Regions from separate parts of the Homo sapiens genome. Here region 2 is linked to region 1. The links are chromatin loops, found by intact Hi-C in ENCODE. Cell type or tissue: psoas muscle. All regions are shown on one strand.

What was found. Peaks named below come from ENCODE experiments on the same cell type or tissue, not always from the same donor. Only the 100,000 strongest peaks of a DNase experiment are listed, where the experiment ranks them.
Region 2: it touches region 1 in a loop (2.6-fold over the local background); 4 of 110 quality-filtered maps call a loop at or near these places.

The regions. Positions count from the first base shown.
Region 1 is chr16:72,097,579-72,102,578 of GRCh38, reverse strand. It overlaps DHX38 (DEAH-box helicase 38), which reads right to left. Exons shown (of 27, transcript NM_014003.4): 4 at 4,798-4,902; 5 at 3,787-3,934; 6 at 3,534-3,652; 7 at 3,299-3,375; 8 at 2,692-2,847; 9 at 1,982-2,143; 10 at 1,386-1,493; 11 at 967-1,079. Among named protein-coding and RNA genes, the nearest start is that of DHX38, 6.2 kb to the right of the region's middle. RefSeq lists an enhancer at 3,077-3,577. In psoas muscle, a CTCF peak has its summit at 3,071 (motif pointing right); a DNase peak (open chromatin) is centred at 3,118.
Region 2 is chr16:71,852,132-71,857,131 of GRCh38, reverse strand. ATXN1L (ataxin 1 like) reads right to left here. Exons shown (of 3, transcript NM_001137675.4): 3 at 1-5,000. Among named protein-coding and RNA genes, the nearest start is that of ATXN1L, 8.7 kb to the right of the region's middle. RefSeq lists enhancers at 1,144-1,193, 3,694-3,833. In psoas muscle, no CTCF peak of the experiment used is centred here; no DNase peak of the experiment used is centred here; H3K27ac peaks cover 1,745 bases.

The DNA of each region.
Region 1 (5,000 bases):
TCAAAGAACTGTGAAAACAGCCCCACTAAACAGTAACCTGCAACCTCTACTGAAAGCTCTCAATGTCTGACACATGTACACACCCGAGATGCAGAGCACTGTCACTTTCTCAAGGCTGCCTGGCAAAAAGACACCAGTTCAGTGCTCCACACAGTCCACACACCCCTCCCCAACCCCCTCCCCAGAGACTTCCTGTCTGATGTGCCGCCCCATGCTCTGCTGAGCTTCCTATTTCTAATTTCACCCAGTCCCTCCTGGTCACCCAATAACTAATACCTGAGGAATTAAGTTAACTAGAGAAGAATAAGGGCTGATCAATAGTACCAACTTCTCGTATGGACATTTCACACAGGAGTGGAGAGAATTATTAACTCAGATGACCGTTCAGTAGAACATAAGGGCATTCGAAGGATGAGGATCTTAAGGGACAGATAAGTCCAGCCACCTGCCCAATGCAGGAATCCCAACTCAGCATCTGCTTAGATGCCTCTATGAGCAGAGAAGTCACTGGCCAATAAGATAACCCTTTCTATTTTGGAACCTCTTTTAAAAATAGTTCTTATAGTGAACTCAAATCTAAGGGACTAAAACCCAGCTGCCCATGCTGAACACCTGGGAGGTACTTCAGCAGAGTGGCTCTGATGTGAGACGGCCTGGGTCTGATCCTAACTCCCTCACTGACAAGCTGGGTGACCTCAGACAAGTTACTTAACCTCCCTGGGCCTCCTTCCTCTCACAACACCAGCACCAGAGGAAGCAGTGTGAGGGAGGAGGAATCACATATAGGAAAAGTGGAGGACAGTGAAGAGACCAGGAGGAAGGGACCAGAGAGAATGGAAGATGCAGAGAGGTATCCTAAGAGTCTCCCACTCAGGAGCCACAAAGTCGATGGGTTCTGCCGCAACTGCCCACATGGGCCCCCATCTTTGGAGCAAGGCTGATGTGCTGCTGGCTGAGGCTGCCCACCTGTAGTCCACCTTCCCATCCTCCGTCACAGCTTTATCTGGCTCTTCCTCCTTCTTGACGCCCATTATATCTCCCAGTTTGGTCCCCGCCAGTTCCCAGTGTTTGTGCTGAGCCTGAAAAGGAAAAAGGTCAGTCTGCTCCATCCTGCCACATGACTGCGAGCAATGGAAAATCAATCCCACGGGAGAGCAGACTTCACCCCGCAGGTGGTAAACTCCCCCAGAGTGCTGGTGGCACCGAGCCACATTCCAATCCTCAAGCCTCCAGCTCTCCCAACACCAGGCCCCGCAGCTGTCGGGCCTAAGGACTTGATAGAGGGGACTCCTAACTTCTATCTGTGGGCCTAGTAAGACTTATGAAGAGAAGAAAAAAGAAAAAAATACACATAAACTTCCCAGCCACGAAACCAAGAAACCAACCTTCTTGCGCTCCTTCTGCTCCCTGTGCTTCCGCACTGTCTGGCTGCCTTTCCGAGCAATGATGGCCAGGTCAGAAGTAGCATCCTTCACTGGAATCACCGGCTCCGGCTGCAGCAGTGGGGAGAAAGAGCGATGCCCGTTAAAATCAGCAAGAAGGCCATGTTCATAAGATCCCTACTTGTGAAAGGGACTGCTACCCTCTCATGGTACAGGGCTATTTTCTCCCTTCTCTTCTTTCTGTCTCCACATCAGGCCTTTTTTGTGTGTGAGACAGAGTCTTGCTCTGTCGCCCAGACTGGAGTGCAGTGGTGTGATCTCTGCTCACTGCAGGTTCTGCCTCCCAGGTTCAAGCAACTCTCCTGCCTCAGCCTCCCGAGTAGCTGAAACTACAGGTGCCTGCCACCACACCCGGCTAATTTTTGTACTTTTGAGACAGGGTTTCACTATATTGCCCAGGCAGGCCTTGAACTCCTGGTATCCAATGATCCACCCTCCTCAGCCTCCCAAAGTGCCGGGATGACAGGCATGAGCCACTGCACCTGGCCCACATCAGGTCTCTCTGAGCTGTCTTGTCCCTGGCCACAGAGGAGCCTCACCTGCTTGGTGAAGACAATGCGCCCATCCAGAAAGGGAGGCACCAGATTGTGCACCATCAGATGCACCTTGGCCGCGTTGTCCTCTTCAAAGTCCTCATCCACCTCCAGCCGATGGACCACCCCACTGGTGAGCATGCGGTTTGTCTCCCAGCGCTCGTTATCCTGTGAGGACACAATGGGAGCCACACTCAAATTGCCACCCCAAAGGTCGTCCTGAAAGGTTATGAGGTAAGTCCACACATCAAGTCCTGACAGAAGGCCACTGGTAGCTGCAAAGATGTCACAGGCCTCTACCCACAGCTCCAAAGACAGAAGAGGTGCTGATCCCAAATCACCTGCAGGAGTTTGTTCCAAGCAGCAGCACCTTTCATCTAAATCAGAACCTCTAGAGGGACACACAAATGGTAAGTGTCCCTAGCCCACATCAGAGACACAAAGAACACAGACCACAGAGGCAGGTCCCAATGCACCTGTTCCCATCAACAGTACTTCCCCTCAAGGAAGTACTGCAAAAGAGAGAAGTACGAGCCGGGGCTTTCCTTAAGCTACTAAAAGGCTCATCACCCACTCCTCTTCCACCTCCAGAGGATCTGGGCTTCTCGGCAATCAGGGGACAAGCTGTGCTGCCCTCACTTGGGGATAACCTGCTGCTTCCCCACGTGCTCTACCTCCAGCTCTGAATCTGCTCCAACTTCTGCAGGCAGCCTCACCTCATTGATCTGTCTCCGCTGAGCTGAAATGCGCTTCTGCTTCTGTTTATGCAGGTGCTGCTCCCGCCTCCTCACGTAGTCCTCGGAGGAGTAGGCCAGCGGGTTGTGGAACTCGTCATAGCCCTCGTCCATCATGTACCAATCCCGATCGGCTTGCTGCAGGGCAGGAGGCAAAGCAAGGGAGTGAGGGACAGATCAAGTTTATGCACGAGACATGGCCAACAGAAGAAGGGACGCTTGGTAGGAAGTCACTACTGCAGTGGAGCTACCCTTGTGAGGGGTGCAGGAGAGGCCTCCCTGCAGACACATGCCATCTGGAGGAGAACCACAGTGGGCAACTACACAGGACTGGAGGGCAGCCCATCACGATAGCACTTCTTAGATTTACCACATGGTGGCACCAACACATAACAGAACAGTTAGGTCAGCCTACTGCAGTGAGTGACAGGGTTCACCGTGCCGTCTATGCCTCTGCAAAGAGACTCCAGGGCATTGGGTCTGAACAGGGCTCAGGTGTACCCTCATCAAAGCCCAGTCCTGCTAGAGGGTCACCCATCTACAGACGGCCACCAGCCCCGATCAGCCCCTCAGAGGTATAAAACTTTACCCTCTGGTCATCTTCCCACTGCTGCCGCTCCTCCTCCGTGTCAAATGAAATTCCTTCTTCGCCCTCCTCACGTCTTCCTGGAGGAGCACAGGAAGCAGGTCAGTCCATGCCCTGGCCTGTCCCCAGCGGCCCCAGACAGATCTGCAGGGCCATGCAGCTCCAGAAGGGCAGCCCCTGCTCATCCTCGCTAGGGCAAGCAAGCCTGCTCTTCTGCCTGCTGCCCCACAGGCCTCACCTCGGCCCCTGGACAGACGCGGGGTGGACCCCAAGTGTCTTCTGTCATCGGCCCACTCGTTATATTTGTAGGAGGGAGTTGGCAGAGGCGTGTCATCCGAGTACTTGCCCCTCACAGACCTGGGAACAGCAGCACCAGCATCACAAAACTGTCACTGAGCTAAGCCACGTCCTCCTGGCCACCATCTGCTCTCCCTGCCGAGGCTCCTTACCGCCCACCCAGCGAAACTGGGCTGCTCTGCCCAGAACATCACCTGTCTCGATCTCGAGTGGACAGCCGATGGCTCCGCTCAGAATCCCGATAGGAAGGCGTCGGGGAGGGCGATTCCCACTGTGAGCGCCTTGAGGAGCCATAGCCACTGTCCTCTTCCTCCCAGGTAGACCTTGAAGGGGTGGCTGCATCTGGGCCACAAAAGACACATCCACAGGAAACATCTCACTTAACCATGACATGGTCTAGAACCAGTTGCCAAAAGTCAATTCCCCAAATTTACTCCTTTTACTATTTCTAAACCTTGCATGTATCTATAACGGTTAAGATCGGTTTTGACAGTTTTTAAAGATATCTCAATTTTTAATGGTCCAGGATGTATTTTTCCTTTTTTTCTTTTTTTGAGACAAAGTCTTGCTCTGTCGCCCAGGCTGGAGTACAGTGGTGTGATCTTGGCTCACTGCAACCTCTGCCTCCCGGGTACAAGTGATTCTCCTGCCTCAGCCTACCGAATAGCTGGGATTATAGGTACCCACCACCACCCCAGGCTAATTTTTGTATTTTTAGTAGGGATGGGGTTTCACCATGTTGGCCAGGCTGGTCTCGAACTCCTGACCTCAAGTAATCTGCCTGCCTCAGCCTCCCAAAGTACTGGGATTACAGGTATGAGCCACTGCACCTAGCCAATGGTCCAGTTTGCATTCTGTGTTTATGACAACATTTTAAGGGATATTTACTTTATCTCTACAAACACACCCTTCTTGGATATAAGTAGTTCTTTTTAATAAACACTTCTTCTACCTCCAGCTCCCTATTCTTTCCTACCATTTGGAAAACTGGCCATTCAGCAAACCAGCCTCTCACCTTACAGGAACCATATCCACCCCAAGTGCAGAGCTGTGCCCACCTGACTCAGAACCAACTATCCCAAGATGTTCATGGTAGAATCGGGAATTCTGACTCAATGCCTCAGCAATCTCACTGAAGACGAGAGTCACTCACTCTGCCTTTTATACACTTGAATCCTCACAAGCCACCAAAACAGTGAGTCTACCTTTAGGTCGATGTCGTGGGCTCTCGGGTTCATTTCTTCTGCTGCTACGCTCTGACCCTCCATCTCGCTCTGATCTGCTGCTGTGCCTACTTCTATCCCGCTCATCTATGAAGAGTCACACGAAGCTTAAAAACATGCATCCCATCCTAAGGTATACACATCTTCACCCTAGAGAAAGGACAGGCTGCCCACTCACTCACAGG
Region 2 (5,000 bases), 250 kb after region 1:
GTACAAATTGATTTATTTAAAACAGTTACAAAAAAGCACAACAAAATAGAGATTATCCTTAGAATTATTAATGCTTTGTTAAAGATCAGGTAGGATTAGAGGGTAAGAAATGGTATTGGGTGGAGGGAGCACCTGACTAGTTCTAAGGCTTTAGATACAATGCAGTTGATTACATATTAATTCAGCCATTACATACTGGGGATAGTAGATGGGGGATCAGTAATTTATCTACAGGGAACTCCTACACAGATCCATCCAGACCTCCCCAGTGCCATCCTTCTCCACTCCTTAGGACCCTAAAGCCACCTGGATGACAACATTCCCATCCTTTCTCCACCCCATTCCCTATCCGTATATTCTTCCCTCGCCTAAGGTGCTGTGCAAGCTGAGAGCAGTCTGCTCTCTGCAGCTGGATCATATACTGTTTTGGCTACAGGGATCCTGTGTGACTAAGAAGGTTGTAGGGGACAGCCTTATTTTAATACTTTAAGTTAGCCATGAGTACAGTCAGTCCCTCCCCCAACACAATCTAGATTCTCTTGAATGCAAGTATCAGTCAAGTGAGGGATCAACCCTGCCTTCAGCAATACCAGCAATGCACTAACCACTCACAGCTCACAACTACGTGCAAACTCCCTGCCCAGGGGGTGGGTGTAAAACCACTGTGTCATCAGCTCACACTCTTTCTCTGAAGAACCTCAGTCCCCATGACAGTCATAAAGACAAATAAATGCTTGCAAGTTTGACAACAGGTAAAGGCACATGGGCTGCTGCCACACACACTGCAGGCAAGAACCCAATTTGAGGCCATCTTCACTGCTGGGCATTTGCAGTGGAATGGCTTTGGGATCACAAAACTTTGAGTTCGCAATCTACCAGGGAGGGATCTAGGTTTAACTGGAGAACTAATAAAGAAACCTTTAGTGTGAAAAGTGCATTTATGACTATTGTTCCTGCTGGGGAGGCAGCAGGGCAAACCGCAACACCTCTCCTCCTTCCGCCCCAGGCACTGTGCATGGTCTGCAGCTAAGGAGAGAGTGCAGTCGACTCTAGCATCTCTGGGGCCAGTGTCATCCTAGGCACAGACCAGGCTTCTGGTCCAAAGATGGATCCTAGAGTTGAAAGAGCAACTGACAGCTGCAAAGACCCAGATGCTTATTTTATTATTGCATAATGTGGGAGACCTTCCCTACCCCAGGAAAGCTGGAGAGTGAAGGCTTCCCAGCAAAGGGCAAACAGGTTCCTGATCGACATCCAACCTAATAAGGTTCAGCTCCTCAACTGTAGTGTACACTTTTGCCCATCTGGAAGGTACTATAGCTTCAGTGTGGTTTAGTAAACTTAGCCTAGGAGGCCAAGATGTCTCCCTAAAACTTAGTCTCTGTCCTATTTACTTTGTTTATAAGACTGTGACCTAACTTCCCATGGCCAATTCAATCGACTAGGTTATCTTTACTCCAATGGACCCAGGCCTTTTCCCAGTCAATCCATGTCCAACCCTTCATCTCCAGCGTGATCACTCAACTCTTCAACATGCCTGCTTGCTGCAGGTTTAAACCACACCACCATCCTGTGCTTCCCCCTAAATCGCCCATGATGCCCGCAGGTAAAAATAAAACTAAACCCCACTTGAGGTGCTATTTCAGCCAAACTTTAAACCCTCTCCGAACTCCAGAATCCACCTAACTGGAGCTGGACGAACTTCACTGGGATGCTGGCATGGGCCCTAATGTGGTTCCCTTCATTTAGTTTTTAAAACAGGATACAAGATACCACAAAGGAAAGAAGTTAATACAACAGAAGACACCACTAGTAGAAACCTGCTTGTTTCTCCCTCAAGATAGTCAGACATTTGGAGCCAGAGGGCTCCCAACAGCACTGAAGCCTTATCCCTTTGGATTTACCAGCCCACCAGCAGCATTTCATACCATCCCTATCGAACATGACTTCGCTATAAAATAACATGGCCTAACACAGGTAAGAATGAACCGGACGCCTACACTTAATCTACATGGCCAAAGACATGGAAGGATAGGGAGCTGTAGAGGACAGCAGGCAGGACAGTGAGCGGACAGCAGCAGTGGCAAAGCAGCGCAGGGCAAAGCCCTTGGTGTTATGACCAACTGGGACCAAGAATATAGAAGGACCAGCCCAGATTGGCTGGGGGCCCTCCCTCAGGTACAAGTACTCAGCTCTGAACTCCCAGAGCCCCTTCCCCCCATGCCACCTCTTCCTCATGTATACTAATCTTGATAGGAATGATTCAAGACTTGGCTTATTATCCATCCATGACTGGGTTCCCCTATTCCCAAATTGGTATACACATTTTTATACAGCGCCAGACAGTCAGCAGTCCTCCTTTCTATTCCTAAGAGCTGGAAATGTCCTACTGCTGACAAGGGACAGGCTCTGGCCCTTGTCAACTGCTCATTCTTAAAAAGTTGGCAACTTCCCACTAAAATACTCGCTAAAAACTGCTCTCATGTCTCCTGCAAACTCAGGAAATTCCTATAAGGAAGAATGGACACACCACAGGTTAGTCATATTTTTCATGCCTGGAGGAAAAGACTAAACTAGAGGTTAAAGGCAAGGGGGAGGCCACAGCTCTGACCGAGATTTAGAGCACAGAGATTCTTTTCCTGGGGACCATATTTTATGACAGATACCTTTGCAGCTCAGCAAAATCAAGTATTAATATGTTATATATGCATGGAACGATATTGTGGTATTACAGGAACTGCTGGTATTGCTTCACCAGCAAGAGACAGCAACAGAAAGGTCAGGGCCCAACTTGCCAGGGTCCTCAAGAATTTCTCTTTCCAGAATTCAGTGGAAGTTACCAGGTTGGAAAGTCACAAGTAGCCCAAGTGGAAGGTGATTTGATCTAAACTAATTGGTCTGTATCTGGTTAGACATAGGTTTGCCCCATAAGGAGAAAGCTCAGCTTGTGTCCTTGCAGACACTGCTTGAGCATCTACTGTGTACATGTCACTAAATTCAGTTGATGAGCCTTCCTATGAGGAAGGACGCTTGTGAGAAACCCATGCAAACAATGAACTCTAGGAATGAGTTGCTCATGAAACAGCCAGAGATGAGGCCTTCTCCCAAGGCCTTCTCATTTGAGGGGATTCCTCAAGACTCAACCCCACAGGCCCCCACTGTAGGAAACAAGCCAGAGAAAGCAGCATTCAGAGAATGGGGGACAGAGAAGGGGAAAGATATGATCCCAAATGCAGTACAAAGTTGGCGTCTGGTTCTGACACAAACCAGATACTGAAGCACTCACGGTCAGGTCAGCAACCTCCTTTGATGGACCCCCAAAAGCTGACTGACCAGGCAAACTGCTTTCAAGGAATGAAAGAGTGGAGGGTAGGGCTTGTAGCAAACAAGCCAGTTTCAGTCACTCTGTTCCCCCAGGAGAACAACCTTTAGCACCTGAACACTAAGAATGACTCCATTCTCAGAACTTCCCCTCCCCCCAGGAGGTAGGTAAGATTATTTATCCCCATTTGGCAGGTGGGGAGGAAGTGAAAGAGCCAGAGGTCACGAGACTTGCCGAAAGTCCTTGACAGAGCAGAGATCAGACCTCAGAGGTTTGGACTCCTGATGCCAGGCCAGGTCTCGGCCAATCCAAGTATACCTTATAAAGGACATGCCAGGATCATAGCCTGGGAGAAGTCTAACCAGAGAGCTGCGTGGACAATACCCTGAGTTGCCTTCAAGAGTCTAAAGACCCCCAAAAAACAAACAAAAAAACTTACCCACCTGAAAGCTAGTGGGGGAGCCTAATTCCCAATACCCAGTGGAACCCCACGGTCTGAGCTGATGCTAAAAGTTGTGAAGAAAATGTGGGATTAAGACATTGGTGGGGGGTAGGGGGGGTGCCAATGCAACCAAGATTGAAAATACTTTTTGCAGAGGAATATACCAACACAAAATGACATCTATTCAGGTACTGAAATGTTATCAAGACTATCCTAGAATCTTAGAGCTGGTGGTGGGAGGGGATGGCTTGGAGGCACCAGAATGCTGGGAGAAGCAGTGGAATAAGACAGGAGGGGCATATGGGACATGTGAAAATGCCATGATGGGCACTGCCCAGCCACGCATTCGCCCTGGCCCAGGGCATAGTTCCCTTCTTGTTTCTTCACCAAGCTGTTTGGCAGTGGAAGTGGAGGGGACATGATTTTGAGATTTTAAAAATAGAGATTATAGCTGAAGGGGAAACCAGAGAGACCCCCTACCCACCAAAAACTAGAGGTCTTGGTCAGAGTGGACAAAACCAACTTTGCAGACAAGGAAAGGCAGTGCAGCTACAAATGAGGCCCAGGTCACGACACCATGCAGCGGTCAGCGCAGCAGGAGGGTGGGGGTGGCGCAGGCACTTGGGCACAACACAGACAAAGGTGGGGGGTCAGTGCCTGGGAAAAAGGGTCTACTAGTTCTAAAGTCACCATTACCAGCAAGATTCTGTGAGATTTCAAAGTGGGTCTGGCATGCTGAGATGGAGGAGCTTTGTTAGGTGAGCTACCTTTCCAGAGGGCCTGCCTAGAACCCAGTCAGCCTGGCTATCAAGTCTTTCTCCCAAAGTCCCCTGACTGAGTCCCTGGCAAGGTAGTACTTCACTCTGAACCCTGAAGGGGCTCTCCCTCCGGGCCCCCGTGCTGCTAGAAGCCTTGTAGGCAGAATGGTGAGGAGAGATGGGGAAGGGCTATGAAGCAGAGGATCAAGCAGAGTCCTGCAGATGAGAGTGCTCCTCCCCCACACACCCAGCCATAGACATCTGGAACAAAATCACCCTTTAAAGTGCGCATCTCTCACAAGAAGGGTTCTGGGTGGGAACCCTCTTATTTCCAACCTTGGGGCCTCCTGCCCTTCTACCACAAAAAAGAAAAAAAACTTCTGACAGTTTAACTGCTACTATAAGCTGTGGATCATCATTTTTGGCTCTTTCTTTACTCCCTCCCTCTGCCATCTGCTCCCAAAGCCTGGACTTTCTC